Linked DNA regions of Homo sapiens: region 2 is linked to region 1. A link is a loop called in an ENCODE intact Hi-C map of the cell type or tissue named here. Cell type or tissue: heart right ventricle. All regions are shown on one strand. Each heading gives the region's core, and the rest is flanking DNA. Links, peaks and the distances in the headings are about the cores only. Region 1 overlaps PTPRT (protein tyrosine phosphatase receptor type T). Region 2 overlaps LOC101927182 (a long non-coding RNA gene).

Region 1 (15,366 bases), core at 2,394-10,393:
TCGCTCTGTCGCCCAGGCTGGAGTGCAGTGGCGTGATCTCGGCTCACTGCAAGCTCTGCCTCCCGGGTTCACACCATTCTCCTGCCTCAGCCTCCTGAGTAGCTGGGACTACAGGCGCTCGCCACCATGCCCGGCTAAATTTTTTTGGTATTTTTAGTAGAGACGGGGTTTCACCATGTTAGCCAGGATGATCTCGATCTCTTGACCTCATGATCCACCCGCCTCGGCCTCCCAAAGTGCTGGGATTACAGGCATGAGCCACCATGCCCAGCCTAGTTTTGTATCTTGATGTCTTTGTCATGCAAGATGCTGTCCTTGTGGAAATCCACACACACTGTCTGCTGGTATCTGTTTGCCAAGGATTCAAAAGCGTTCTCACTGTTGGACACTGGTTTGGTGAAAGCTCCCAATGAAGGCAATGTCAGGCTCAAATGCCGGATATTTCAAGTGAACACAGCCTGTCTGATTTCTTTCCCTCACCCTCACTGGTCTACAGGAAGAAAATGCAGACACCTGTCTGCTCATCTTTTGTTTTCCAAGTGGGTCTGGCTCACCTTCTCCCGACCTGCCTCCCTGGCCAGGTGACCTGTCTTCCTTCAGTGTTCACATGGATCTCTATGGAAACTGTCCATCTGGACAGAGAGAGGGCAGCTGCAGAGAAGAAGCATTCCAGAGTGGTAGCGTGTATGAGAATGGCAGGAGAGGAAGCCTGCTTACTGGACACCTCAATGCCACACTTTATGCACCCTTCACCCCCATTCCCTTGCACAACAACCATTGACCCAATTTACAGAAGTAGGGACTGAGGCTGAGGGAGGGCATGTGCCTGCCCATATGGAAGCAGTGAAGCTGCGATGACAGCAAATGCGTTTATAGAATTGACTGTTAGCCAGACCTCAAGGCATCTTGTATTTATTAAGGCATTTAATTCTCACTGTCACCCTTTGAGGTAGGTACTATTGTAATCATCCCTATTTTAGAGATGAGGAAACTGAGGCACCTAGAGGTTACTTGCCCAAAGTTACATAGCTAGTAATGGCAGAGCTAAAACACCAACTTGAGTTTTTTCTCTTAATTGTGGTGCTCACCTGTTTACCAGATAAGTGCAAACCCAAAGCGAGAACACACTGCCCATTGTGTGCCATCCCCCACCTACTCCTGGTTTCCAGGTAATTGATTGACTGAAAGACATCATGGTTCCTTGTCAGCTCCATCTGTGGTCTTCAGAAAGAAGATCAAGATTCCTGAGAGAGACGGCTCACTGCCGGGCTGGGAAGGACCAGAGTTGAGACCCGGCGGCACACCCGCATTTGATTACCCAGTCCTGCAAAGGAACACTGAGCTTGTGGAACAGTCCAGTCCAAATGCCTCTGCTTGATTTTCTAGAATCAAATTAGGCTGGTGAATAGGCCAGTAGCGATTTCATCAATTTCTCAGCCTTTGGCCTCCTGCAATGCTGCCCGCTGTTTACTAAGCAAATGGGCTTCCAGAACCAGTCCCGCTTTAGTAATGCAGCAGGGCAACCTGGCGGAGGGAAGATTACAGGTATTAGAGGCCATTTAGGATCATTTAGAATCGAGCTGTTTTCCGAGCAGGCAATTAATCCAGTTGCATTAAAAGGCGCTGCTGGGGCTCCCATAACTCTCCCTGCATTAAGAGTGGGGATTTGAGAGGCTCTGCTAAACGACTTGCATAACTAGCTCTGGGGCTCAGTGGGGCATCTTTATTGGGGGTGTAGACTGTGGGCCTCTCCCTCGTGAGCTGTAGGTCTGCTTTGGGAAGAAAATGTCTGTATTGAAAGGACTGGGTTTATACCTGGAGCCCATGACTGGTCAAGCCTAAGCACCTCCCAGGGTCGTGGGAGAGATGTTGGGGGAATGGTTTCAGGTCTAAGGATATGGTTGTGACACAAAGAAGCAAATGCACTTCCTCAGGGCCTCTTTAGTTATTTAAGGTGGAACTGCCAAGGTGGAAGTACTACACAAGACCAGGAATTTGAGACTAACCTGGGCAACACAGCAAGACACTATCTTTACCAAAACATTTTCTTTAAAAGTTAACAAGTCATGGTGGTGCACACCTGTGGCCCCAGCTACTTGGGAGGCTTAGGCAGGAGGATTGCTTGAGCCCAGGAGGTCAAGACTGCAGTGAACTATGATCATGCCACTGCACTCCAGCCTGGGTAATGGATTTGAGACCCTGTCTCAAAAAAAGATGGAACTGGCCATAGCTGGATATAGCCCTTTTATAGAAGGATGTGAATGGATTGCTGGAGGACTTCTAGAATCATGCCATGCACTGACATCCCACTTTGTGCTAAGCACTTGTGCATTCCTTATATCAGCCTCACAAACAGCCCTATGGGGTGGGGACTTCAGAGATGGAAGCTGAGGCTCAAAGAACCTAATGAACTTGGGACTTGAACCCATGGACCCATGGCAGCTGACCTTGTGCCCTAAGCCACACACTTCTTCCAAGGGTCTGTATCCAGAAAGCTCTGTTGTTCTTCATCCCCAAGCACGAGAGAGACAAAGGGTCCCACAGCACTGCCTCCTCTCGTCCCCATAGCCTTGCCTATCCCCAGCCCAAGTTACGGCCACTGACTACACTACAGTGACATTGTTAGTTTAAGCATCTGTCTATCCCACCAGGCTCCCATGAGGGCACGCTCATCTTCCCAGCTCCAGCAGACAGACAATAGCACGGCTTCTCAAATAAAACATGCTTGGCTGAGTCCCTTCCCTTTTCTGTATATGTTTCCCTTGCAGTAAAATGAGAGGGCTGGCCTCCCTGCTGAGGTCTGCGGTTTCCTCTATCTCTCATGTGCTGTGAAGCTGCATCTGTAAGCCTGTGGAGGACAGCCAACATCTATCCAAAGTAGTGACTGTCTCTTTAGAGGGACAGGTACTTCCCGGAGCACTGGGAGTCCTTGCTCCTGTACTTGGTTGCTTGCACGTGGCGTTATTCTTCAGCATTTATCCATAGTCTGAATTCCACTGACAGCCACTTGTTCTCAAGGTTGGCTATACCCCAAAATGAAACTGTTGGAGGCTGCAGCCAAGGGCGCCTGGCAGCCAGGAGGCATTCAGTATGAATTTGCTAAATGAGTGCCTGAGAATGGCTGTTGACGATTTGATTAAGGCCTCGCCTAACCAGCACCAGTGAGTCGGGCATATCTGCCATCCCCAAGTAAAAATGATAATTAATAAGAAGGTAATCAATTTATAGAAACCTCCTTTCTTTCTCAATTTCTGGTGATGCCCTTTTGCCTGTTCATAACCCCTTTTAACTAAGTAGATTGCTCTTTGTCTACCCCATAGGTAAATTTTTAATTTTCTCTTATCTTTACTCTGTTCTTCTGAATAGAAAAGGAGATAGACTCATTGCAAAATAGTAACTCATTGCAAAACATTTCAGAACTTCACAGCCCATAATAAAAAAGAGTACCCCTGAAGAAAACCACCATTGGCACTTCAGTATATATTAACTCCGGAAATTTCAGGTTTTAAGTTGCCAACTTGACAGGATTACAAAGAAAGATAGCTTCCAAACCGCAGGTGGGTCACATCTCCATACCACCAACAGGTGGCAGTAGGAGTTACATTTGGAAATTTTAGTTCTAAGGATGATGTCGTTTGCTTCTCTGTTAAGCATTTCCTGTGTTTTGTATTGGGTTCAAGGTGTGGAACACTGTGCTGGGCACTGTGTCACAGGGAAGGTGCTGGGCCATGTTTCTCCGGAAACCACTGACATCCAATTTATCCCAGGTTCTAGTTGAAAAAGCAAATACTTGGCCACTATCCCACCCCACCAAGTCAGAAGTAGGGCTCCTGGATGCACAAGTACTGCAAAGCTGGATGCCTGAATCTCCCCGCTCTATTCCCTTTACCTTTTTCCTCAAGTGACAGCCTGGGGTGATGATGGTGGGACAAACCACCGGATCAGAAAGAAGCCTTGGTCCACAGGAGAAGCACATGCAAGTTCAAAAACATAAAGAAGAGAACAAGAAAACGTGGTACTCAGAGGTTGAATTTCCTTTTCCCACATGGATCTGATTAACTCTTCTTCCCATAAGCCTGATCCCAAAAGCCACTTCCTCTTCAAAGCCTTCCACGGTGTCTTCAGGCTAAGCTAACTGTTTTAGATTCAATGCTCACGCAGCAGTTTATACCTCCCCCAACACTTAACACATTATGTTGTGATTATCTGTGTCTGTCTCTGCCACCAGGATCCACACTCCTTATGGATAGGAGCCACATTGCATGGTGCCTGGCATGCAGCGGGCATGCAGTGACTGAGCAATGAATCGCTGGGTGACTTAGAGAGGGTTGGTAGGAGTGCTTGGTTGGACCCACTTTCTGTGAAAGAAGGTGATCTTTAAAGGCTGGGCTCCTTTCAGAGATATGCCTCAGGGCTTGCTACAGTGAACCACTTCTAATTTCTCAGTGAATCTGTGGAAACTACCTCATCGGCCTATGTACAAGCCTTCTCTTTTCTCAAGATAGATGAAATCAACTAATAGCTAGAAGCAAGGAGCAAGTCCACAGTCTTATAAACTCATCCAGGATCAACACAACCCAATGTAACAAAAAGCCTTGCTGTGCTCTTTCAGGTAAAGAAACGGCGAGACAAGAAAGCAGGGAGATGGTGGGAGAAGGCGATGAGTTAAATAAATCAATTTCCATTGGCTCAGGTAGTAATGTTTCAATAAAAAGGCAGTTGTATGCCCAAAGGACAAAACCATCAAGTCTTTTTTTTCTTTTTTTTTTTTTTTTTTCCTCTAACAAGTTGCACAGGAATAAGAGTTAGGTCTTTTGATATTTTAAAATTTACTTTGAGGCCAGGCGTAGTGGCTCACCCCTGTAATCCCAGCACTTTGGGAGACTGAGGACAGTGGATCACCTAAGGTCAGAAGTTCGAGACCAGCCTGGCCAACTGGAAAAACCTCATCTCTACTAAAAATACGAAAAATTAGCCGGGCATGGTGGCACATGCTTGTAGTCTCAGCTACTCGGGAGGCTGGGGCAGGAGAATCGCTTGAACCTGGGAGGTGGAAGTTGCCGTGAGCTGAGATCATGCCAGTGTACTCCAGCCGGGGCAGCAGAGTGAGACTCCATCTCCAAAAAAATAAAATAAAATTGACTTTGTGCAAGGCGCCTAGAGAGTGTTTTCAGACTTGATGATACCTGTTATCAGCAGTTGGCTCCTCCTTCTCCCATTCTTCCATCCATATCTGATGATCCAACAAGGTCATCCTTGTTTCACATGTGTCAAACCCGGCTCATTAGACAGTCGTGGTCTCACGGTGCCCTTCCCCGTACTATTCACTGGGACTTTTAAACCTCAGATACCTTTTATTACCTTTACCAAGCGGATTTTTAAACTAACATCTTTTTGAACTCAGAAATTATATTCCCTACACCATTTTTGAGGATCTTCGAAGTCCTATGCACCATGCGTGACATCTTATAGGTGAGGAAGCTGAATCAGGGTTATGTAGTGAAACTTGAGCACGTTAATTTAAAATTTAAAAGGTCGTTTCTGTTTCATATTGAGGTTTTAAAATTCTCCAACTTTTCACAAGAGCTAGTTCTCGCAGGAAGCATACAATGGTTCAAAAAGATACTTGTGACAAACTGATAGTTGACACGGTCATAGAGAGCGAGTTGTATGAACAAAAAGTCAGGACACAAAGTCTGACAGGTGAGATGCACTTTCTAGCAGCAAAGGCTTAATCTATTTTAAAAATGAAACTATCCCGGAAAAATCCAGGATATATGGCCACAGTCCTGGAATGTTTTGAGATAGAGATATCTAAGATTAAGCAAGCATAAAATGCAATTGATTTTATGTCTTAGTATTTATATTTCAGGGATTTAAGCTGTAACACTGTGAGGATTCAGATAATGAACCGTTTTTAGTAACTTTTTTCAGAGTTTGCCCTTAATTGTCGTAAGGACTACTTATAGCATTGGTTATCCTGAGGCTGACACTTGGAATTGTATGTAACATACACATGATTCATCAGAGACCCAGACCCAAGATATTCCAGGCAGGGCATCAGGAGTGGAAGGGGGACAAACATTTCCTTAACTTCAGAAAAGTAGGTTTGAAATTAAGAGCTTTGTCTTTAACATGAAATATTGAACTATTCATTTATCCATTCATTATCCATTTATTAGATGAATGGATAATGAATGGATATTCATTTATCCATTCATCTAACCACACATACTTATTGAACATCTAGTATACGCCAGACACTGTGAGCAGTATTGGGACATAAAGACATAAAGTGGACATAAAGACAGGGAAATCTGGTGCTATTAGATGGTATATGGCAGGGCTGTTCGGCCTGTGAAAGCTACCCAAATAAATGAAATTTGAGCTGAGTTCTGAAGGGTGGGTAAGCATGAAAAGGCAAAATGTGAGAGAAAGATCTTCTAGGCAGAAGGAACTAAATATGCAAACACCCGAGAGCTGGAAGAAGCATAACATGTTCCAGGAACAATAAGAAGGCCAGTTTGGAAAATGGTTCAAATTTAGAAGGGCCGACAGGAGCCAGATCATGGGCCTATGAGGCCATGCTGAGGATTTCATCCTTGGCCTATGAACAGTGGAAAACTGTTGAAGGATTTTAAACAAGAGAGTGGCATAGTTTTGCATTTTAAAAGATTCTATATTCTACTAACTAGAACTTGGAATTTATTTTTTCCTTAGAAATAACTTAATAAATGGTAGTTCTATGGAGCCAGAATAATGCTATTAACACAATGCATCCAGCTAAACTGCCTATTGGAAAGCTGGTCTTGGTTGCCAAATACCACTTACAACTTGGTTCCTATAAGAAAATTCATTCCAAATTCCAGACAACCTAATTACAAATGACATTTTCAGGGACAGCCTACAATCTACTTAGGCTTGTGAAAAGCCTCCAACATTTTTCCATATCAAAGGTTGTTAAGAAAGGTGAGGAACAGACTTCTGATTTTGAGATAGCAAAGACCCTTCTGCTCCTTCTGCTTTTTTTCCCCTTCTCCATAAGAAGAAAAATCAGAAAAGGAAATGCAAGTGCTGTGGTAAAACTAGGAAGAATATATTATGTTGGAAAATAATGATGAGGAAAGGTGGCAGGTTGCAGTGTGTACATTAAGGGTGTGGTCAGATGCTGAGAGATGACATCTGTGGCTGCAGACCTTAAACAAAGTCAGCATATCTGCAAGACTGACAGTGTACCATAAGCCAATAATCCCTTCGATGTCAATTTCAGGGATAAAGCACATAGGATGGGACAATTCCTGGGTACAGTTTGGCACCATGGAGAATCAAGGAAGGAAACACTGAATAAAGAACCAAGAAGTCGGCCGGGCACGGTGGCTCACACCTGTAATCCCAGCACTTTGGGAGGCCGAGGCAGGCGGATCACGAGGTCAGGAGATAGAGACCATCCTGGCTAACACGGTGAAACCCCGTCTCTACTAAAAATACAAAAAATTAGCTGGACATAGTGGCAGGCGCCTGTAGTCCCAGTCACTTGGGAGGCTGAGGCAGGAGAATGGCGTGAACCCGGGAGGAGGAGCTTGCAGTGAGCTGAGATCGTGCCACTGCACTCCAGCCTGGGCGGCAGAGCGAGACTCCATCTCAAAAAAAAAAAAAAAAAAAAAAAAAGAAAAAAGAACCAAGAAGTCAGTCTCTTAGAACGGTAGAGTAGAAGAGACTTAATCCTATGACATTAATCTTTGCTGGCTAAAATAAGCAATGTACACAACCAATGCTATGTACCATAAGGAATGTTACTATAAACTGGAGAGAATTTCTGCTATCTTAGAACTTGGCCCTGCTCCACGTCAAATAAAACCTTCTACAAATAGCTGATTCAAGTAGGACTCAACTCAATCAGAGATTGGTAATAACAGTTATTTTAGAGATACCAGAACAGATTCTACACAAAAACTTATAATACAATCATGGAAAAGCATAGGAAAAAGACAAGTTAAAAAAAGAACACTTGCCAGAAAGTGTTGTCACAGATAAAAACTGGGACCAAATTTATCACTACTAATTTTAAAAGAAAATTAAGCAATTATCTTTTCTACCAAAAATATGTCACAGAGAAGTATCAAGCAGAGGATAAAGTATGATCTTGCTTCCATTAGGAGTGAAGTAGAATAGCAAAATAAAGTCATCACAGAAACAAAGGGGCCATATTGGAAGCATCACAAAGAAGAATGAGCACTTCTGAAAACATTAAAGGCATGAACAACAATGAGGAAAAGGAAATGGAAATCAGTAAAACGTTAGAAAGCATTAGAGAGAAAATGATAAACATGGAAGACAAAGGAGTCTAACATACACATATGTGGTGGCCCCAAAGAAAACACTGAAGAATGATAAGAGAAAAAATCCAGATAGAACACAAGAATTTGCTGCAGAAATTAAGAGAGTCTTAAACCTAAAGAAGGAAATATCACATTGTGTTCTGGGGAAACACTCTTTAGAATATTCAAAACAAGGATATATCAAGTAAAATTAATGGACTTTAAATCTAAACAAAGAATTATTTGGTGTACAAGCAAACATATCAATGGCCTACAAAATTAAAAAAAAAAACACTCTCCATAGTAACATTAAATGCTAAATGACAGTAGAATAATATCTGTAAATATTTCAGAGAAATAAAGTTTGACCCTGAAAATCTGCAACCAGCAAAATTGCCATTCACATATAAGTACAGGAGATGGACAATATAAACACACAATTTCAGGAATATGGTCCCCATTAATGTTTATTGTTAAATTATTAGAAGATAAACTCTAGCCAACAACAGATAGATTCCGTGTTCTCTGCCTAGTCTTTTTGCTGTAGCTTCTACATTCATAAAAATCACAACTCTTCATATTATAGAGACTCGAAGAGGTAATCAGAGAAATTTGAAGAGATAATTAGGGAAATGGAAATGTGGAAATTACCCAACTTACTTTCACTATGGCCAATATTGAAAACCGTGTATCCTAAAAAAATCCTTCTGTAACAATTACGTATATGTTGGGAGAGGACGAGTGTGTGTTTTTAAGTGAATGACTATGCTTGTGAAATTAAGGGAAATATCCAGGGGACAAAAGTGAAAAGAGAGCTGAGAATAGAGTTGTAAGTGAATATACAGCACTGCCTGCCCTAGGAAAATTTCTCAATAAAAAGAACCTTGAGTTTCAGTTTTATTAAGGGGAGTTAGAACAAAGGCTCCACCCTGAATAAAGCTTATGTACTTGAAATCATATACCCTCAGTGAATGACCAAATATGGAAAAAATATTTAAAACATTTACAGAAATAAAAGATGAGCCGGGAACAATGACTTACACCTGTAATCCTAGCACTTCGGGAGGCTGAGGCAGGAAGATCACTTGAATTCAGGCTGGAGACCAGCCTGGGCAACATAGGGAGACCTCCTCTCTACAAAAATAAAAATTAAAAAATTAGCCAGCTGTGGTGGTGTGCTCATATAGTCCCAGCGGGAGGCTGAGGTGGAAGAATAGCTTGGGCCCGGGAGGTACAGGCTGCGGTGATCAGTAATCTTACCACTGCACTCCAGGGAACAGAGCAAAACCCTGTCTCAAAATGCATGAATAATGGGATAATGGATTGAGAACACCAAATGTTGAGGAGGCATATTTTTAAAAGAATCAAATATAATTTAGATAGGAAATGACAAACTCAGCAGACATATTATGAAGGAAATGAGACATACAGGAGAAGAGAATTAATGAATTGGTTGGAGGCTAGAACTTAATACCCTCATTGTAGCCAAGAAGAGAGAGAGAGAAAAAAAAGGAAAACATGAAGGGAATAAAGAAACATGTTAGTGGGATGAGAGTCTCACATATGTATTCTGTAAGTAGAAACTGAAGGAAGGGACAATATTCAAAGTGAGATGACCAAGTACTTTCTAGAACTGATGACAGACACCAATTCTCAGTTTCAAAAAGCCAGTTTATCCTAAGCGGGATAAATAAGAAAGAATCAAAAGACACTTAGATTTATTACAGGAAATTTCATAGCAACAGAAAGGTCTTCAAAGAGGCTGAAAATGTATACAGATCACTTGCCATGGAATGACTAACTCAAAGCAGGTTTCTCAACAGCAGCAATGAAAGCCAGAAAACAGCGAAAAATCCGCAAAATGAAGAGAGAAGGAAAGAAACAAACCTTAAATTGCATACATGGTTGATAGTATGGGTAAGAGAAAGGTATTGTAATAAACAAAACCTAAGAGTAAATTGCCAATAAAATCTCATAGGAAAGTCAAAGCATTTTAGCTGAGGAAAGGGAAAATCAATCTCTTTCCCCAGAAAGGAAGAAAAGCCTACTATGCAAAAATCAGTGGTGAGCAAGGAAATTGGTAAGCAGAATGGGAAATCTAAATAAACACTGACTATATAAAAAATAGTAAAGTTCAAGTTGGTATATGTGTGTGTAGAAAACATGATACAACTAAACTATTGGTCAACCATAACATGTAAACTGAGAGGGAGTTTCTATTTAATGTATTCCAAGATCTTTGGATTGCTGTGGAAGTGATGTATTGATACTACTTAGACTTCAACTGAGATGTGTGCAATTTTTTTTTTAGAGATAGGGTCTCCCTATTTTGCCCAGGTTAGAATGCAGTGACTATTCACAGGTGTGAACATAGCACACTACAGCCTTCAACTCCTGAGCTCAAGTGATCCTCCTGCCTCAACCTCCTGAATAGCTAGAACTGTAGGCACATGTCACTGTGCCTGGCTACAATTTTAACTAAAAGATGCAGATATATATATATTAATTTCTGAAACAGGAGAGGGAAAAAATGGAATTAAAGAGAGGGTAAAAAATGTTTAGAAATTTAAACATGAAGTAAAAATATAGAATAAGTTGAAAAACTAATATCAAACTTATCAATAACTACAATATATGTCTACGTCATTGTACTAAACTTACCAATCAAAGGAGACATTGTCAGATTAAGTTGTTGAAAGAAAAGAAAATGCAATTGGCTGGAAAATGACACTGGTGACTTAGTTTTTAAATTTTCCAAATTCCCTCACACAAACAAACTGAAACAGCAAAACAAAACCCCATGAACAATATTTACAAAACACCTAGGAGGCAAGTTATCCCTATAAATTACAAATAATGAGTAGAGAGGGTCAAACTATTGACAATCAGGTTGTCCAACAATGAGACATTCAAATAAAATTTCTGGACTTTAAAAGAAAAATGAATTCTGTGTTCATTCAAGGCAAAACTAAATCACTTGTCAAGGAAAGACGATCAAATTATTATGAGACTGACAGCTACAAGATCTGCATGGTGTCAGGACTACTCAGGGAGAAGGAGAGGAAAGTAATAAGGCATCGTATGGGCTTCAGAGTCACACATAACTAACAGGTACTTCCTGGAAAGCTCAAACATCAAATTTGAGAATTGTAGCTAAAACTGTGAAGGATCTTGCAATTTTCAGTAGAGGATAAAAACAAGGGGTCAACAGTAAGACCTTATGTGTCTGGAGTAGTCTAGGCCCTGTGGACTCTCAGAAGGAACCAGTCAAAATTCCCTTCCAGGAATAAACAATGAAATTAAGGATCTAAATTGAGTAGCACAGAGACAACAGTGACAAGAAATTGAAGATCTGCGAGTATCAGAAAATGAGCCACCATATTCGTGCATACCATATACAGGAGAAAAGAGAGCTCTGTGAGTTTAGAAATGAAATTTTGGACTATATTCTCTTCTAAATGCTCAGGGAAACCAATTTCATATAAATGGGAAGACAGAAGATAATCGAAATAAAAACACATGCAAAGTTAGTGTCAAGAAAAAGAAAGCCGGGCATGGTGGCTCATACCTGTAATACCAGCACTTCGGGAGGCCAAGGTGGGCAGATAATTTGAGGTCAGGGTTTGAGACCAGACTGACCAACATGGTGAAACCCCATCTCTACAAAAAGTAGAAAAACTTAGCTGGGTGTGGTGGCACACACCTATAGTCCCAGCTACTCAGGAGGCTGAGGCAGGAGAATTGCTTGAACCTGGGAGGCGGAGGTTGCAGTAAGCTGAACTCGCACCACTGCTCTCCAGCCTGAGCAATAGAGTGAGTGAGACTCCATCTCAAAGAAAAAGGAGAATAACACCCCTCCAGAAAATCAAAGTTTGCCAAATAAATGTGCCTACGAGTCAGATGAGAACTATTTCAGAAAGCGTTAAAGACATTAAGAAAATGATATGAGACACAACAACAAAAATCAGAATTAGAAAACTCAGAATGTAGTCATAGGACTCAGGAAATAAATTATAAATTTAAGAAAATATATCTAAGAAATGGAGACTAAGGTAGAAGTCACACACGAATAAATTCACACAACCACTAGTGCCTGGAGAAAACTAAGTTAAAGAAGGAAACTTTTACAAAAGCAAGAGGCAACTAGATCCAAGAGAAAAGGAAAAAGTTACAAGACAGGCTAAGAAAATCATTATACTGGAATTCCCAAAGAAGAAACCCAAAGCAAAGGCACAAATATCAAAAAGTAAAATTTAAGAAAAAGTTCTTGTTGTACTATTTCTTTTTCTGAAATAACTTCAATAATTACTTATTGAAAGGGCGGTCATACCTACTTGAGAACACCAACCTGGATTGCCAACACTGAGCCATGTTTTAGTAAAATTTTTGGACCTCAAAAGAAAATAATTCTTTCATGCTTCCAGGAAAAACGACTAAGTCATACAAAAAGGAAAGAAAACCAGAATGTTATCAGTCTTTTGGCAGCAATGCTTTGTGCCAGAATAAAATAAAGTGATATATTTATTATACTCAAGTAAAAAAATGTAAACCAAGCACTTTATATACAGCAAGACTGACTTTCAAGCATTAAAAACTGCAAATTGCTATCAACATGCAGGAAATCAGATAATATTGTTCTAATGGGTTCTTCCTGAATAATCTACTCAATGAGTTTCAGTCAACCAACATGATTAGAGAGATATCAGCATAAAGGCTACTGGTGAACATTAAATAAATATTCTATGGAAAAAAGTACAGTATTGAATGGCTATATGCTCTGACAACATAAATTCAGCACACCTATTAAAGATGCAGGAATATTGGAAAAGGATCTATAAATCAATTTATTGTTTTAATAATCAAATAAATGGACGTAGTATTGAAATTACTTCTGTCATTCTGAGACTGTTAGGTGTACAACATAGAAAGCATGACATTCTAATTTCTATTTTACCCTTATCTCCGTGAGAACCAGGATTCTTGGTGAAGAAGAAAGGCAATACATTTGTAAGATAGGAGAACTTGTAGTCCTAAATTTAAATCGTAAGTTTTTATATGAGCTTAAGGGGTATTTTATCTTGAACTCATATGAAATGGCCAAAATCTTGGTAAAGCATGAATGAAATTTGTTGAACTGGAATCAGAAATATCAGAATGGATAGACAGGTGAGTAGGTAGGTAGGTAGGTAGGTCACTAGGTAGGTTAGATAGGTAGATACACATAGAGAGAGATATGTATGTATGTATATAGGTAGGTGGGTGGGTGGATGGATGGATGGATGGATTAGATAGGTAGATGATAGATAGATAGACAGACAGACAGATAGTCACATATGTATGTAGGTTGGTGGGTGGACGGATAGATAGATGATAGGTAGATAGATAAATAGATATGGGTTTGTGTTTAGGCATGAGTTACTATCTATCTATCTATCTATCTATCTATCTATCTATCTATCTATCTACACACACACCCATACATACATATATATATATATATATATGTCTTTCCAAGCTCTGTCTGCTGACAAGCCCTGGAAAGAATGATATCCTAGTAACAATGAACACAACTAGCATGCAGATCTTGGTTTCTAAATACCATCTCCCATAAAAGGAACTAGGCATCCTTAGATAAATAGTTCATCTCAGAGCTGGGGCAGAGAAAATACAAGATGAAGTTAGAGTAAGCATGTAGATGCAATGACCCTGTATTTTAACAAATAAATTGCACTGGGAAAATTGGAGAGTAGTAGGCTGGAGACAGGACTGATAGACTAGAAGAGACTGAAGGCATTGTCTTTAAAAATATACAACCAAAACAGAAAAATCTAAGCCGTGGTGCCTGGGGATGTGTATTTGGAAGACAAAACTATAAATAAAAGAAGAAAGGGGTTATTATAAAAGTCATGATACTGGTTACTTTGAGGGGCCGAAAAGGGTATGTTACTGGGACGGGGATTCCATGATGGCCAGCAAATTGTATTTGTTGACTTGAGTGCTGATGTCGAGACTATTTGCTTCATAAATATTCATTAAGCTCTATATTTGTCCTATTCTGTTTTCTATAGTTATACTATATTTTACAATAGAAAGTTTTATTTCATTTTTTAAGCTGCATGTTCCTTAAGAGACACATCGCCAATATAAGTATTCAAAAAGACAGGAAGTAAAAAAGTTGAGAAGTTTCATACAATATTTTTGAATAGAATAAGATACTCTGGGCAAAACTAACAAAAAGAGAGTTGGTGTAGTTATAATAATATCAGACAAAACAGAGCTTAAGGCAAAAAAAATTATTATGAAAAAATGAAGCTATGTGATGAAAGGATAAATTCACTAGTCAGGTACAATAATTCTAAATTTGTATGTACCAAATAAAGCAGGTTAAAACATATGAAATAAAACTTGATTATACTAGGAGGAAAAATTTTCAAATGACACATCATAGTGGGAGATTTTACACATCTCAGTAATTTGTAAACCAAGCATATAAACCACAATGAGGAGTTAAAAGATTTAACAAAATTAATAAAATCTTTAAAAAATTAAAGAATTCTATGTTTGGACGTCAGAATACATATTCTTCCCAAGTACACATGGATGCATAAAATTGATCAAATAAGGACTCAATTAATTCAAAACATGAATACACACAAACACACATCAATATCTATATCTGTCTGTCTATCTGGAAAGACAGAAGAAATAAGTCAACAACAAAAATATAGCCCTATTAAATGTAGATTAGTAATTTTTTAATTCCAAACAACCACTCCTGGGTCAACAAAGACATCATAATAAATTAAAATCTACTTGCCTACTCTAAATAAAGCTACTATATATTTTGTGTAAGCAGTGTTTATGCAGAAGCTTGCATGTGAGTGTTCATTGCACCTTCATACGTAACAACCTCAAAACTAGAAACAAGACAGATGTCCCTTGGGTGAATAGTTAAACAAATTGGTACCTGCACACCATTGATTACTACTCAGCAATACAAAGGAATACATACAAAAACCTGGGTGAATCTTCAGAGAATTAGGCTAAG
Region 2 (15,366 bases), core at 3,842-11,841, 570 kb after region 1:
GGTTCATATGGAAGCTAGAAGGGCAAAAGGAAAGGCATAAAATAAAATAGGAGTTCCTGTGACTCAGGATAACTGTACTCTGGACTCCATCCCCACCCCTACCCAGACATTCACTCTTAGTGCACAGCTGAGTAGGGACAAGGTGGCAAGGGTAAAAGAGCATCCTCAAAAGTGACAATTCAATAACAAAAAATGGGCCGGGCACAGTGGCTCATGCTTGGAATCCCGGCACTTTGGGAAGCCAAGGCAGGCAGATCACCTGAGGTCAGGAATTCGAGACCAGCCTGGCCAGAATGGCAAAACCCCATCTCTACTAAATATACAAAAATTAGCCGGGTGTGGAAGCGCAGGCCTGTAATCCCAGCTACTTGGCTGGCTGAGGCAGGAGAATCGCTTGAACCTGAGAGGTGGAAGTTGCAGTGAGCCAAGATCACGCCACTGCACTCCAGCCTGGGTGACAGAGCGAGACTCCGTCTCAAAAAATAAACAAACAAACAAAATGTACTACCTGATGAGAGAGAAGGAGGGTTAGAGGCATTTAGTCCTAAAGCTGAAGAAGGGTAAAAAAAAATCAAGGAATTTTTTCAGCTGTTTTAAGAAATACAAGACAGGAACTGTTCAGATTTCCCCTGAAATGAAAAAGGGCACCTGTTCTGCTACAGTGAGAGGAAAATAAAGGTGGAAATCAGCATTGGTTGAGGCTTGAATGCTTTTCTGGCTCTATATTATATTCATATCTTTTATATTCATCCTCTGCTCCTGATTCAACCATCATTCCAGCTACGCTCATGAGTAGTTACAAGGATCCCCATTTTGAGGATGAGGGAAATGATGTGTTTTTCTGTTTGTTTTGTTATTTTTTTAGAGATAGGGTCTTGCTCTGTTGCCCAGCTAGAGTACAGTGGCATGGGCATAGTTCACTGCAGCCTGGAACTCCTGGGCTCAGGCAATCCTCCCACCTCAGCCTCCTAAGTAGCTGGGACTACAGGCACGTGCCACCACATCTGGCGGAAATGATGTCTGAAGTGGTCAAGACCCTCCCAAGATCCAACAAGCAAGGAGAATATGCAGCTCAATTTCAACCCAGGCCCTTTTAACTCCAAGTGGGGAAGAGATATCTTCCCACTGGGGAGACAGAGCTTTGTTAGGATACAGTGAAAAGCAAGAGGGTCCTGGTGTGGTGGCTTATGCCTGTAATCTCAGCATTATGGGAGGCCAAAGTGGGTGGATCAGCTGAGGTCAGTTCAAGACCAGCCTGGCCAACATGGTGAAACCCCATCCCTACTGAAAATATAAAAAATTAGCCAGGCGTGGAGGCACACACCTGTAATCCCAGCTACTCTGGAGGCTGAGGCAGAAGAATCGCTTGAATCCAGGAGGCATAGGTTACAATGAGCCAAGGTCACACCACTGCACTCCAGACTGGGCAACAAGAGCGAAACTCCATCTCAAAAAAAAAAAGAAACACAAGATTAAGGTAAGGGGGGCTTTCTTTATCCATTTCTGTAGGAGCCATGGACATCTGGCCATTGGACTTGTATATTACTAGTATATTGGAACTTGCTCTAGCTAGGATATCAGAAACACTCCTTTTTAGCATTTCCAACTGGCACACTGGAGCTGTATGTGAAGAGGAGTATTAAATCACCCCTTTTACACTTCCATTTTGCAATTATTTACCCTTCTCCTGTGTCATTATTTCAAACCCTTGGACTGTCATTTTTGCTGTCCTCCAAGTTCCTCCCATTCCTCCTTTCATGGGGAGCCAAGAGTTGCTTCCTTCCTCTCTGCCATGTTCCCTTGGCCATATCTTGGGGCAGGACCCAGGGGGAACTGCTTAGCAAAATGGATAAGTGGTCTGGAGAATTACAGATCAAGAGAGCACGGGCAAAATGAGGGATGTTTAAACCGATGTTTATCTGCCAGACACTAAGCTATTATGTTGGTACAAAAGTAATTGCTTTTAATGGCATTACTTTTAATGGCAAAAGCTGCAATAACTTTTGCACCAAACTAATAAAAGTTTATATCCATTATGCCATTTGATTTTCATGATAAACTTGTGAAGTGATACTATCCTCCATTTCACAGATGAGAAATCTGAGGCATGGGAAAATCAAGTAACTTGCCCAAACTCATAGAGTACGTGTCAGAAGCAGGCTTTGAACCCAGCACTAATCCAGAAACCTGTGTTATTTCCACAGTACAATGGTTCTGCGAGAGCTAGGAAAGAGCACCAATACGGAATAGTTGGGGTGGGAGTAGTCAAGGGTGCAGGTAAAGGTTGTTCATCTGAAGGTTGGAAATGGCTCAAACTAAAGTTCAGGGATATCAGTAAGGGTGCTGATAATAACAAGGTGTTACCTTCAGATTGGATAATTTAAGGGAACTTTACTAAAAAAAACCATTTACCAAGGTATAGGCAGAATGTAGGAAAACCACAAAGAATAATGCAGAACTTCAGGAACAGTAACAGGGAATGCTCTTACCCACCCTAGCTGTATTAGTCTGTTCTCACACTGCTAATAAAGACATACCTGAGACTGGGTAATTTATAAAGAAAAGAGCTTTAATTGACTCACAATTCCACATGGCTGGGGAGGCCTCACAATCATGGCAGAAGGCAAAGGAGAAGCAAACACACACCTTACATGGCGACAGGCAACAGAGCTTACGCAGGGGAACTCCCATTTATAAAACCATCAGATCTTATGAGACTTATTCACTACCATGAGAACAGTATGGGGGAAACTGCCCCCATGATTCAATTATCTCCACCCAGACCCACCCTTGACACATGGGGATTATTACAACCCAAGATGAGATTTGGGTGGGAACACAGCCAAACCATATCTCTAGCCTATAAGGAGCAAGGGGAGGAAGTTACTGGAAACTGGAGAGGGAGTGCCATGCAGAGAGGGCCAGCTACCTGGAGCCTAGATCCTGTGGAGACACAGGGAGGCAGGCAGGGGAGCAAGGATCCCTACATCACTCCTCCCCTTCTCTTAGATCTGCTTCTGGTGCCAACCAGCTGAACCCATCTGGAAACCAGAAGGAAGGGAGCCCATGAGTGCTCCATACAGTCAGCCTCCCTGGCACAGAGCTGGGTGCAAAAGGGTAGAGAGTGGATCCAGAGGAGCAAACAGAAGAAATTCACCCTCCCACCTTCATGGAGAGGCAAAAAGCTGTAGAGATCCAGAGTCAGACCAATGCGAGCGGTAATGGGAGGTGGATTTCAGAACCCAGTCTGTTGCGGAGAGCCTCCTGGGATGAGATCTTCATGCCAAGATTCTCCTTTCAAGGGCTCAAGGCTCACACTCTGTGGTTATGACTTCACTCAGTTCACAGACCAAGCACATGATAGCTGCTCCTTGCTCCTCCTACCATCCTTGCTGCCTTCCTACCTTCCAAAATCATATTGGCTATAAGCAGTGGTTTTGATCTAGATTCAAATCCTGGCTCCACCTCTCACCAGTTGTCTGATATGGGAACAAGTTATTGAACCTCTCCCTTCCTCAGTTTCCTCATCAGTAAAATGGGTATAAGGACAGTGCCTCTTTTAATAGATTGCTATAAAGAATGAATAACATAGTACCTGCCACACACCAAGAGCTCAAAAATTAGTAGCAATTATAATTATTGTGATTCTCCCCACAAATATCTGTTGAGCTTCAGACTATGAGCTAGAAAGAGAGTTGTCTGTAATGTTCATGAGCTTCTGATAAATGCCTGTAGAGGAATGTACCAGTGACCCTTGCCAAATATAAAGAGAAGTGCTAATGGGCAAGTATAAGGAGCCTCTGACGAAGGACCCCAAGGCTCCAGCCATAAATCAGAAAGAAGCCAGAGGCTGAGAATAGTAAGTTAAAGTCAGCAATTACTAGGTTTATGTCAAAAATGTATGTGAACTTGGAGCAGCCAAACAGCAAAGAATGCATCCCCAGCCTCGCTCAACAGCTGTGAGTGAGGAATGTTGATCGACCACAAGCAGCAGCCATAGAATTCAGCCAACACTTCACCTGAAAATTTCTCGGTTGTGTTTTGCACCCTGGGGCCAAGAAACCCTTCCCAGAGCAGTGAGAGAAAGTGTTCCCGAGCATTTCACGGAGGCATCTTTGCAAACGGTATTAGTAGAGTCCATTGGCATAAAAGTTGCTGCATTTGGGTGAATCACTGCAGGAGCAAAGAGGAACAGAATCAGCTAAAACAATAAAAATAAGTTGGTAAGACTTTTAGGAGGCCAAACTGAAAGAAAAAATGTCACAAAGACTAAGGTGTCTCTGCAATTGGTTTATCCGTGGTCCTGCTATAAGGTAATAGGTTGTCAATATCCCCACCAGGCAAGCAAGGTAGGTGGGGGACACTTCTCTGGAGGACCGTGTCCTGGAGCTTCACTGGGAACAGAGTTGCTGCACTCAGAATTAGCCTTCTAGTCAGCAGAACCAAAAGTGGAGTGGGGCCAGGAGGGAGCTGGGTCCAAACCACATCACCTATATGAGTGGTCCAGGGATGACACCTAACAAGGTGGAGTGTAGGGGTACAGATGCAGAGCAGGTTCCAGACCACAGGCATGTGTGTCAAGGACTGGAGCAAACACCCAAGGTACAGGAGGCCAAAGAAAGGGCCTCCTAGTTCCTGCAACCATGGGCATGGAAATGCTAGGAGACCGTGAATGCAATGAGCAAACAGTGACCAAGCTGATATGTTCCAGCATGGACCACTCCAGGAGTTCATGCATTCATTCAGCAAATATGTATCAATCCCCTACACTGTACCAGCTATTTTAGGCAACTGGTATATAGCCATGAACAAAACCAACTGGATTCTCGCCCTCATGGAACTTATATTCTAGCAATGGGAGATGCATATAATCAAATAAACTAGTAAGTGTATGACTCCAGGTAAAGACAAGTACTATACAAATACATAAAGTAGGTTATGAGGAAAGAGATTGATGAGGAGGGAGAGTAAAGGTAGAAGATGCCAGACTTCCTCCTTCTCCTCCCTGACTTAGCTTCTCCTCCAGGGAAGGGGACCATAATATTGCAATATATAGGCTGCACACCAAGACACTGATTGGGTCTAACCCTCTAATGGAGGAGTTACCTTACTTTAATATGGGTATTTTTTCCTCTCTTTTCTCTCTTCTATCCAAGCAGCAGGAATAGCAAGTGACTCAAGGCACAGTCTCCCAGAGCAACACTCAACTAGCCTTGCCTCCTCTCTCTTCCATTTGTGTGTCTTGGGCAACAAGGTGCTCTGCTAGGCAGGGCTTAATTGGTCAGAACTTGTCATGTCTGCCAGTCTACTGGTCTCTTCTGCCTCTTTCCTGCATGCAACCCTCATGCAAAGAGATGTAAGGCTTAGTTTTGGGCATAAAACAAGATGGGTGGAGACTAAAAAACGATTGCCAATAAGGACAGCAGTGATGACCTACTTCAATGTAATTTAACTAGTTTAGGGAAAGGGATATTCTACACGGTTCAACCCAGTTCACCAACCATTCCTTGCTTTAGGTTTGGGGACCCAAGCCTAGTCAATAATAACATGGCTGTCTTAGTCCATTTTGCATTGCTACAAAGGAATATCTGAGACTGGTTAATTTGTTAAGAAAAAAGGTTTATTCGGTTCATGATTCTGCTGGCTGAAAGACTGGGCATCTTGTGAAAGCCTCAGGCTGCTTCTACTCATGATGGAAGGTGAAGAGGAGCAGGTATGTGCAGAGATCACATGACAAGAGAGGAAGCAAGAGAGAGAAAGAGGAAGTGTCAGGCTCTTTTAAACAGCCAGCTCTCACAGGAACTAATAGAGCAAGAATTCACTCACTACCACCCACCACCCAAAGAGGAAATTAATCTATTCATGAGGGGTGTGCCCCCCATGGCTCAAACACCTCCTACTAGGCCCTACCTCCAACACTGGGGATAGAATTTCAACATGAGATTTGGAGGAACAAACATCCAAACTGTAGCAATGGCAATTCTGTGCCACTCACCTTGTACATCTGTCAGCTACTGTTGCCTAACAACCAACCAAAAATCTCAGTAGAGTATAAGAATAAGCATTTATTCTGCTCATGTTCCTGTGGGCTGGGGATTCTGCCGATCTTGGCTGGGCCTAGGTGGGCATGAATGAGCAGCTCTAGGCTGAAGGTCTGGAGCAGTCTGCTCCATTGTCTTCAAGGTCTGTCATCTTCCTCAGACCAGCTGCCTAGCCAAGGCATGTCCTTTTCATGATGAAGGCAGAAGGACAAGAGGGCAAGCAAAAACACCGAAGACACCTTACAGCCTTAGGCTTAAACTGGCACATGGTTGCTTCTGCCCACACTCCTTTGTGCAAAAACAATTCACACAGCTAAGTTCCAACTCAAAGGGCAGGGACCTGCATCTACCTTTAATGGAACAATTGCAAAGGTGCCTGGCAAAATAAATGGAAACATGAAGGGGTGAAGAAATAAGAACAGCCATTCCTCATGCAGACACCTCTCTTGGAAACATCCTAAGGAGTAGAGGCATGGTCCAGGGATAAAGAAACCTTTCCCTGGGCACCCACCTCAGATTTGAGGTCACCTTTGACTAAGGTTTGCCAATAAGGAAGCAGTGACTCTTTATTAATAATTTTTAAAAGCCAACATTCGCTGTGTACTTACTGTCTGCTAGACCTCATTCTAGATGTTTTACATGAATAAATCCATCTTAATCCTCATATAAACCATTTGATATGGATTCAATGACTGTCTTTATTTTGGAGATGAATAAACTGAGGCACAAGAAGATGAAATAAATTGCTTAAATTCACAAAGCTAGTAGGCACTGGAGCCAGGATGGGAACCCAGGCAATCAGGCTCCAGCACATACTCCCCTAACTACACAAAATAAGGCCTTTGCCATAGAGGATGTGGCCTGATCACACACGTTCCTAGTCTGTTCTGTGCCCCTTCCACAAGCTCAGTGGATGCTCATGAATGGAAGAAGCTTTAGTCATTGGGAGGGAAAGGGGTAGGCCTAGGGATGGCACCCAGCTTGACATACGAAAGGTGCTGGTTAATAGGGGCAGGAGCTCAGACCAGGGTAGCTAAGCTAGGGCCAGGGAAGCAGGGGGAAGACATAGAAAAAGCCTTATCAGAGACTCTGGAAGGAAATGATGCTGCTAAGAGAAAGGCTGGATGGACTCCAGTAGCTAGAAAGAGGCCTTGGAACTAAAAGATGACTTGATATTGAGACTTTACACAGCTCATCTTAGCATCATTTGTCTCTCCAAATGGGCAGGACCTGGAGTTCTTTGTCCAAGCCACACTAAGAGTGAGGGCACGGGGGCAGAAGAAGACATGGGGGAAAGCAGGTGCCCTGAGGCCTCATCTCAGGCAGCCCAAGGATTTGAGTGGTAAATTTAAAGAGAGAGAGACAGGGAGTCCCCTGAGGCACATTGCTGGCTCATATTCAACTTGTCACTCACTTCAGTTACTCTCCTTATTTTCTGTTATGATAAACAGTGATAACAGCTTATTCGGTGAGCATTTTGTGAGACAAGCCATTTTCAGACACAGGGATTGCATTTGACACACATGACAACTCACATGGAAAGCAACTCATTTCAAGTGTGTTACTGGGGCTCAGAGAGGTTTAAATGGCTTGTCTAGGACTATGCAATTAATTAGAATTAGAATCAGCTTCTTCATCTTCTTACTTTTGCACCATCCCCACATCTTTCCTTATAAGGAAGGAAAGCGGAATTAATCAGGCTTTGGTCTCTTAAGAGAAGGTAGTAGTTTAAGTCTGTATCAATCATTCACACTTTAGTATGATGTATTTCCAGTCCAGTCTAGAGTAGAATGCCTGGATGCAGTAGAAAGGTGCAACAACGGCTCCACCAAGGGGTGGAAAGGAAGCAATGCAGTGAACATCAAAACTCCGCAATTCCACCCAGTCTCAATTTCTCCCTCCTTTGGGACTCAGTTGTTGGAACGAAACTCACAGAAGTCCAGGACAAGGAAAAAGGTGTAGGATGAAGACATTTAACAAGTAATATTAATTATTGAGACCTGTCCAGGTGCAGGGTGTTGTGCTGAGAACCTAGGAGAAGGCAATGAAGCTCACCTTCTAGGATAAAGAGAGAGGCAATAAATAAGTACTCAAAGAATGTGACACAGTGATAGATGCTATAAAGACAATGACATGTCATAATATGATAGAGAGTTTTGAGAGTTACAGGGTGGGGTTACAGGTTTGGGAGTCAGGTAAGACCTCCTAACAACATGCCATTGGTGTGAGACTTGAATAAAAAGGTGTTAAGCTTGTCCATATCTAGTTGATTGGAAGAACAATGTCAACACTCAGTGTAAAAAATTATAATGGCAACAGCAATAATGACAGTAGAGTAATAGCAGTAATTACTAACACTTATGTAGCTCCTATTTATGTGATGGTAGGATTCTAAGTAATTTACATATAGCATATCATTTTATTTTCACTACAATCCTGTGAGGTAGGTATTATATTATCACAATCCCCATTTTACAGATGAAGGAACTGAGGAACAGAGATTAAGAGATTTGTCTGAGAACAGATAAGAACCAGAAGGAAAGAAAATTGCTGGGTAGTCAGCGATTAGGTCCCAGGGTCCCAACACTAGCTCCCAAGAGGCAAGAAGGCCAAAGAGCGAACGGCTGAAATTGGGGGTAACTGGCAGCATTTTCCAGACTCTGTGCAGGACCTTAACTTCCATCCTAGACTCAATGCCAGGAATCTAAATGGGCTGTAGCAAAAGAATGATGATGTCACTGAATGAGAGGGTTTAGCACCCAGCTCTTCAGAGATTTCCCAGTCAGGAACCAGCAGAGGGGAGAGTGTGAGGCCAGTGCCACACCACTCGCTACTGGTCTCACCTTGGCTATAAATAACATAGTTAAGGTGAAAAAAAACACATGGCAGAGGGGCTTTATTGCTAAACTCACTTTCTTGTCTGCTCACCCCATAAGAGGGATGCAATGGTCTGAACCCAAACTCAGACACTGCGAAACACAGTGTGTCAGGAAATCAAATGGTTCATGTCAAAAGATCCAGGCTGAAGGTCTCACCTAATCACAAACAAAAAGGGTTGTTTGCTCTCTTAAAGACTACATATTTCTCTTCCTGATCTCAGCTAAGGATACCATCAGCCAAGCCAGAGCCCACCACCCCTGATCCCCGATCCTTTAGTCTCTCTTCATTGTGGTTCTGGTCATTAATAGAGCACTTGCCACCTTATGGCATTACAGGAGTTAAATACATACTGGAGGGAAAGGAAGGTAAGCAGGGAGGAGAGGAACAGAGAGGTCCAGGCTGAAGGGGAGGAAGAAGGGAGAAAGAAAGACATTGCAAAGCCTGCTCCTAAAAATCTCATAGCTGATGGGGCAAATGGGCACACAGACATGTTGGGGTGATGGCATCCCAACATGGCACATGGTATAGAAAAGATCTGACCAAAATTTGTTGGCAGCCCAGAGCCAGCAATAACCTCCACTGGAAAGGACAGAGAAGTCCGTTGAGCTGGGTCATCAAGGGCCAGTAGGAGTTTTCCAGAGAGAGAAAGGAGAGAAAGGACAGAACAACACAAAGAAAACAACATATGCAAATCCACAGACATGTAGAAGGGCCCATCACATGCAGGGAGATAAGGCTGGGATGGCCATCAAGGCTACAGATTTCAATGGCACCATGCTTTATTCTTCCTCTGAAGTTGAAATCTTAACACTGCTGATGGCAGCCCACATCCATCTGCTCCCCTCATCCAGATACCAGGTCCCACCATTTCTGCCCTATACCATTTTTTAGCTTTGTCTATAACTCTGATCCCTAATACCACCACTGTCACTGAGGGTCATCCATCCATGGCCTCTTTGCCAAGCCTTTATTATTACAACAGCCTAGTCTCCCTGCCTCCTGGTTCTCCTTACTCCAACCTATTCATTCTCAATGACCCCCTGTTTCTAAGCCATTTTCAGAGTCTATCTAGCTAATAGTGACCCAAGGAGAATGACACTTGCTCTAGTAAGAACCCAGAGGGCATACCAAAACAGAAGTTAGAAATAAAGTTGACTTGCAAAGACCAGAGAAGTGCAAAGCAGGACATAGCTAGACTAGTGATAAAGGCAGGGCTCATGCATTCATTCAACAATATTTAGACTACTGACTCTGAGCCAGTCTCCTTGCTGTGGGCACGGCACAAGAAGGCACACAACAGAAACCCAGTTTCTGTCATTCCTACCCACATGCAACTTGAGGAGAAAGCTATCAATCAAATAATTGTGAAAATAAATCTAAAATTACACATTGTGATAAGCACTATGAAGAAAACTTAAAGGGAATTCTGTGTGCTTACAACGGTGATGAAGGCAGTTATGGAAGACTTCCAAGGATGGGACATTTAAGCTGAGATTTGACGGGTGAGTTAACTACATAAGGAGTGAGGAGAAGCCATTTCATTTATTAGTTAAGAGAGCTAGCCTAGGAGTGATATGACCTGGGTTTGAATTATGTCTCCACCAATGGTTAATTTTGGGCTAATTATTTCACACTCACGTGCCTTGGTTGCATTGTCTGCAAAATGGAGACACTAACTGTACTTACCTTAAGAGATTTCTTATAAAGATTTCATAAGACAAAGTATTTCATCAGCTAGTATAGTACAATGTAAGGGCTCAGTAAGTGGTGGGAGTGCCAGCAATAGTTACTGTGGTAGTAGTGATGATGATTACAACAATGCTACTGGTGATGATGATAGAAGTAGTGGTGATTATGGTGATGATCATGATATTGATGGTGGTCATTATGAGAACTATAGTGTTAATTGTAATGATATTGATAATGATTGCAATGATGGTGATGATAATAATGATGGACTTTTGCACTCACAGCATATGCAAATGCCATTGGGTTGAAGGAAGCATGGCAGGTATGCAGAATAAGAAGTGCCAAGAAGAGAAGCTAGTCATGCCTCTTAAGGCAAACAGAGCCCAGCTCTGCAAATTCCAATTTATAGAGTCTAGACCCTGAGCTTTCTCAAAATGTAATCAGGGAACTCTAAAAAGGATTTAACAGTGTACTAATGCAGTGACCACTCAGATTCAGTTAATATTTCTTGAGCTCCCTGTCTTAAAAAGCTTTGCCTTTATGCCAACAGTATCACTACAGAAACCAGTGTTAACTAAGTGCCTACTATATGCTAGATAATTATTTATGCATCATTTCACTTGATTCTCATGACACTGGGTGGCAGGCACCATGCTAAGTGCTGATAATATGTTGGTAAACAGGATACAAATATTATGCCAATTTTATAGAAAGGAAAATAAATAAGGCATAGAAAGTTTAATTACCCAAGTCACAAAGCTAATAAATAATAAAGATAGGAGTTCAACCCAGCTTCAAATATCTCCTAGTTTAAGCTCTATTGTGCTTAAATGCTTTTTAGTGCTGAGACAGAGGGTTGTAGACTTGAAGATGCAGAACTGCAGGATCCATGTCCTGACTGACAAATGAGCTCTCTCTCCTGCTTCGTCCGCTGGGTGGAAGCAGCTTCCAGATGCCAGCAGAATTCACAGAAGTCCTCAAGTTGGACAATCTTCAATTGGTAGTCACTGTTTATAAGAGATGACAAGACAGGGAAAGGCTGCAAATGTTCTTGGAGCCCTACAAGGTGGTAGGTGCTTTATATACTTGACTTTGTGGCAGCCAATCCCATTCCTTACTCAAGTATTACGGCCTCCCATTTATAGGATAAAGGATCCAAGACTCAGAGGAATTGTCAGACTTATTCAGGGTCACACAAGGGGGTTTTCATTTAAATCCAGGATGTCTAGCTCCAAAGCCCAGCCTCTTTAGCCCACACTATCTTCCAATGATGTTGTTTCAACACACACCCACACGCATACACAGACACACGATGTCAACACAGTGATAGACATTTAAAAATATTTTCCCCCAATTAAATGCACAAAAATGTGCATAAATTCATTACGCTTCAAAGATGCCCCACCTCTGAGGCCAAGACAGAGAGAGTGAAGCAGGGCACTGCCTGGTTTCCTTGTGTATTTGAGCCGCAACATGGTTTTTCTACACTGCCAACACCTGTCTCTCTTCTGCGCACCTTGGAGGATAATATCTAAAATCAGCTGAGGTTTCAAGGTTGATGCTTTAGACACTAGAAAACAGGTTTTCATTGGTTATTTATTTCTTGTAGTGGTCTTGGCTCTTCCAGGAACTAAAGTTTCTCCAGATTTATAGGCCAGGGACTGAGCAGCATTGCTGGAAACACACTTAGGCCTGTGAGAGATGTATTTGTGCATGTGCTTTTCTGGAGATAATGGTTATAAGTGATTTCCTGAGTTCCAAGCAGACTGTCCCTTACTAGCTATGATCTGAACAGTTAATTTAACTTTTCTATGCTTCATTTTCACCATCTGGAAAATGAAAATAATAGTGTTACCCAACTACTTTATCTTAGTGAGCTATTGCTGTGATGGTGCCAGATAACAAACAACTCCAAAACCTCAGTGGTTTACCACGACAAGCATTTACCTCTCACTCACAGGCCTGTATGTGCTGAGGCAGCTCTGCTTCAGGCTGCAGGTTAAATTCACGTCATTTCCATGTGTCCCTCATTTTAGGATTAAGGAAAGCAGTTATTGGGACAGCCAGTTCCATGGCTAGTCCCAGAAGAGCAAGAGGGCTGGCCAAATCATCTGAGCACATTTCCAGCTTTGGGTTGGATCTAGGGCACATGGCATCCAATCACATCCCAACAGCTGAAATCGATCGCATGGCCAAATTCAAAGTCAAAGGGGTGAGGAAGTATATTCCACCACACAGAAGCCATGAAAAGAGTGGGGAGGGGTTCCAGTTATTATCAATGTGTGAAATTTTACCCCAAAACTTAGAGGCCCAAACCAACCATAGTTTCACTCTTGATTGCATTGATTGGCTTGCCAGCCTGCCTCCCATGAGCCTGGACAAGCACAGTGAGCCCTCTCCAGGCCCCTGCAGTCCTCCACCCCACAACCAGATGAGTGCATCAGGCTCCCTCACCCAAGGAAACCTCCCAAAGCATAACCTGTCAGGGGGTGTGATAAGCATCCTGTCTACTCACAGGCATGGCTGATCTCCTGCCCTTACTCAAATCCCTTTAATGACTCCCCTTTGCCCTAAAGCCCACATGCTGCCTGAGCTGTACTTGAGCTCCCACCTACCCATTCCAGACTGAATCAGGGTCTCCTGTTCTGCACTCCCAAAGCACCCTGAACTCTCCTTCCTAGCTCTTGTCACATTTGCAAGTATTCAGTCACTTGTATACTCATCTATATTCTATGCTCCATCATAGTGTTCCTGTTAAAACCTAAGCGAGATCATGAAGTCAAATTAGGTCCTCCTTTGGCTCAGACTCTCTGCTGGCTTCCCCGGTCACTCCAGTAAAGCTGGCCTTCACAGTGGTCCACAAGGCCCTGAACAAGAACACCGCTATCCGTGACTTTCCCCTTACCTTTCAGTTATATTCCAACATTACCTCTGAGGTAGACCTTTTCTGGCTACCCCATTTAAAAAGCCCCTACCCTCTCTACCTCTGGAATTCCTTAGCCCCTTTCCCTGACATATTTTCTTCTTGGTATCTATTCCCAACCAAGCTACTTTAAATATTATTTCTCTTGTTTATTTTCTGTCTTCTCCCACCCAACATCCGGCCTTGGGCAGAGATTCCTGTATCTTTATACACAGCAATATCCCCAGGGCCTAGATTAGGTCCTATCGTAAGTAACTGCTTAATAAATATTCATTGAAAGGATAAATAAATGTCTCCACCTACTACACTGTCAGCTTCATGAAGGGGCCATGGAAAGGATTTAAGCTGGGAAAGAACATATATTTATGCTTCAGAACATGCATAATTCTGTGTCCTCCTGGAAGGTGGGCTGCAGGCAGGAAGTCCAGTGAGGAGGCTGCGGTAAATCCCATACAAAGAAGGCTGAGACCAGAATCACAGCAGAGGCAGTGGGCATGGAGAGGAAAGGACAACTGGAGAGCTGCTCAGGAGGTTGAATCCACAGGGATCCATGAACAATCAGGAAAGAGAGGCATGAATGCTGTCCCCCACCACCCAGATGCCTGGTTTGGCTGATTTGGTAGACAGTGGTAAAATCATTGGTTCAGTCACAGGAAGAGACCAGTCAGGGGCTAGGCCTGGGTAAAAGGATGGGTTTGAAGGAAGCTTGAAAGCAGGGATCCAACGTCACTCTTTGCAACTGAAGCTTGTCTTAAAGTAATGCCATGCTCAGAATGTCTGTGCCTCCTCACTAGGGTCCATATCCCCATTTTTGCCAAACCCAACAGATTTCCTATGAGCAAACAATAAATTATCAGAAAACAAGAGGGATTGTCTCTATCAATCTATACATTTGTTAAAGTAAGAAACCTCAATGATATTGACATGGATTTTGATTTAAATGATTTTGGATTTGATTGAGGGGAGATACATAAGAATAGACCAAATTTTTTCTTTTAAAAAAATAAGCGGGGGTGGGGGCAAGACAAAGAGGCAGGGAAGAGGAGAAATTGGATATACTAGAATGTCAACGTGTTGTAATTAAAACAGTCCATTGCTGATGTAGTGAAAGATTAGAGTTCAGAAACAAACCTAAGTACACATGAAAATAGGAAAACAATGGGCTTCTCAATAAATAGTGTCATGACAACTAGCCAGAAAGTGAGGGAGATTAATGCTGAGTCCCTGCCTCCACAGCACAGCAAAACCAACTCCAAATAGATCAGAAAGCTTAATGTTAAAAATAAATAAATAAATAAAAGCACTAGAAGAAAACAAGACTAAATGCTTTTTTTTTTAACTCTTAGGAAAGAAGATGTCTTCTAAACATAATACCAGAGACAATGCATGGAAAAGTAGAGAAACATAGCTACATAAAAATTTAAAACCTCTTCATGACAATGAACACCATGTATAAAGCCAAAAAAAAAATTAAAACCTGGCAAAAAGTATTGGTAATATATATTATAAAGGGTTAATAGTCTCACTACAAAAACAATTTTTGTAAATTAGACTTTTAGCAACATTGGTAGACTGATCCGTGACAGAGGTCCCTGTCTACCACCGAAAACCCACAAGAGTGTGGGAATTAAAATAATTAATATTTAAAATATATAGGTTCACTCGAAAGACAGGAAAATCTCTAGAGTGAAAATAAATGAAAAGAAAACTCAAAGCCAGAATGGAAAGTGTTTGAACCATGACATCTCCCCCCCAGGAGGTGGGTGCATGGCCCCAATGGTTAGGGACTGGGATTTTAATGCCAACTTTGGGATAGGACATGTGGCCTTAGGT

The links. Hi-C counts contacts between places; a loop is a spot of excess contacts. Peaks named below come from ENCODE experiments on the same cell type or tissue, not always from the same donor. Only the 100,000 strongest peaks of a DNase experiment are listed, where the experiment ranks them.
Region 2: it touches region 1 in a loop (6-fold over the local background); 10 of 110 quality-filtered maps call a loop at or near these places.

The regions. Positions count from the first base shown.
Region 1 is chr20:42,519,259-42,534,624 of GRCh38, reverse strand. The region is part of intron 7 of PTPRT (protein tyrosine phosphatase receptor type T); the gene reads left to right. Among named protein-coding and RNA genes, the nearest start is that of PTPRT-AS1, 440 kb to the left of the region's middle. In heart right ventricle, for the core only: CTCF peaks have their summits at 3,373 and 3,573 (motif pointing right); a DNase peak (open chromatin) is centred at 2,903.
Region 2 is chr20:41,948,995-41,964,360 of GRCh38, reverse strand. All of the region lies in intron 1 of LOC101927182 (a long non-coding RNA gene), which reads right to left. Among named protein-coding and RNA genes, the nearest start is that of CHD6, 340 kb to the right of the region's middle. In heart right ventricle, for the core only: a CTCF peak has its summit at 7,876; no DNase peak of the experiment used is centred there; H3K27me3 peaks cover 379 bases.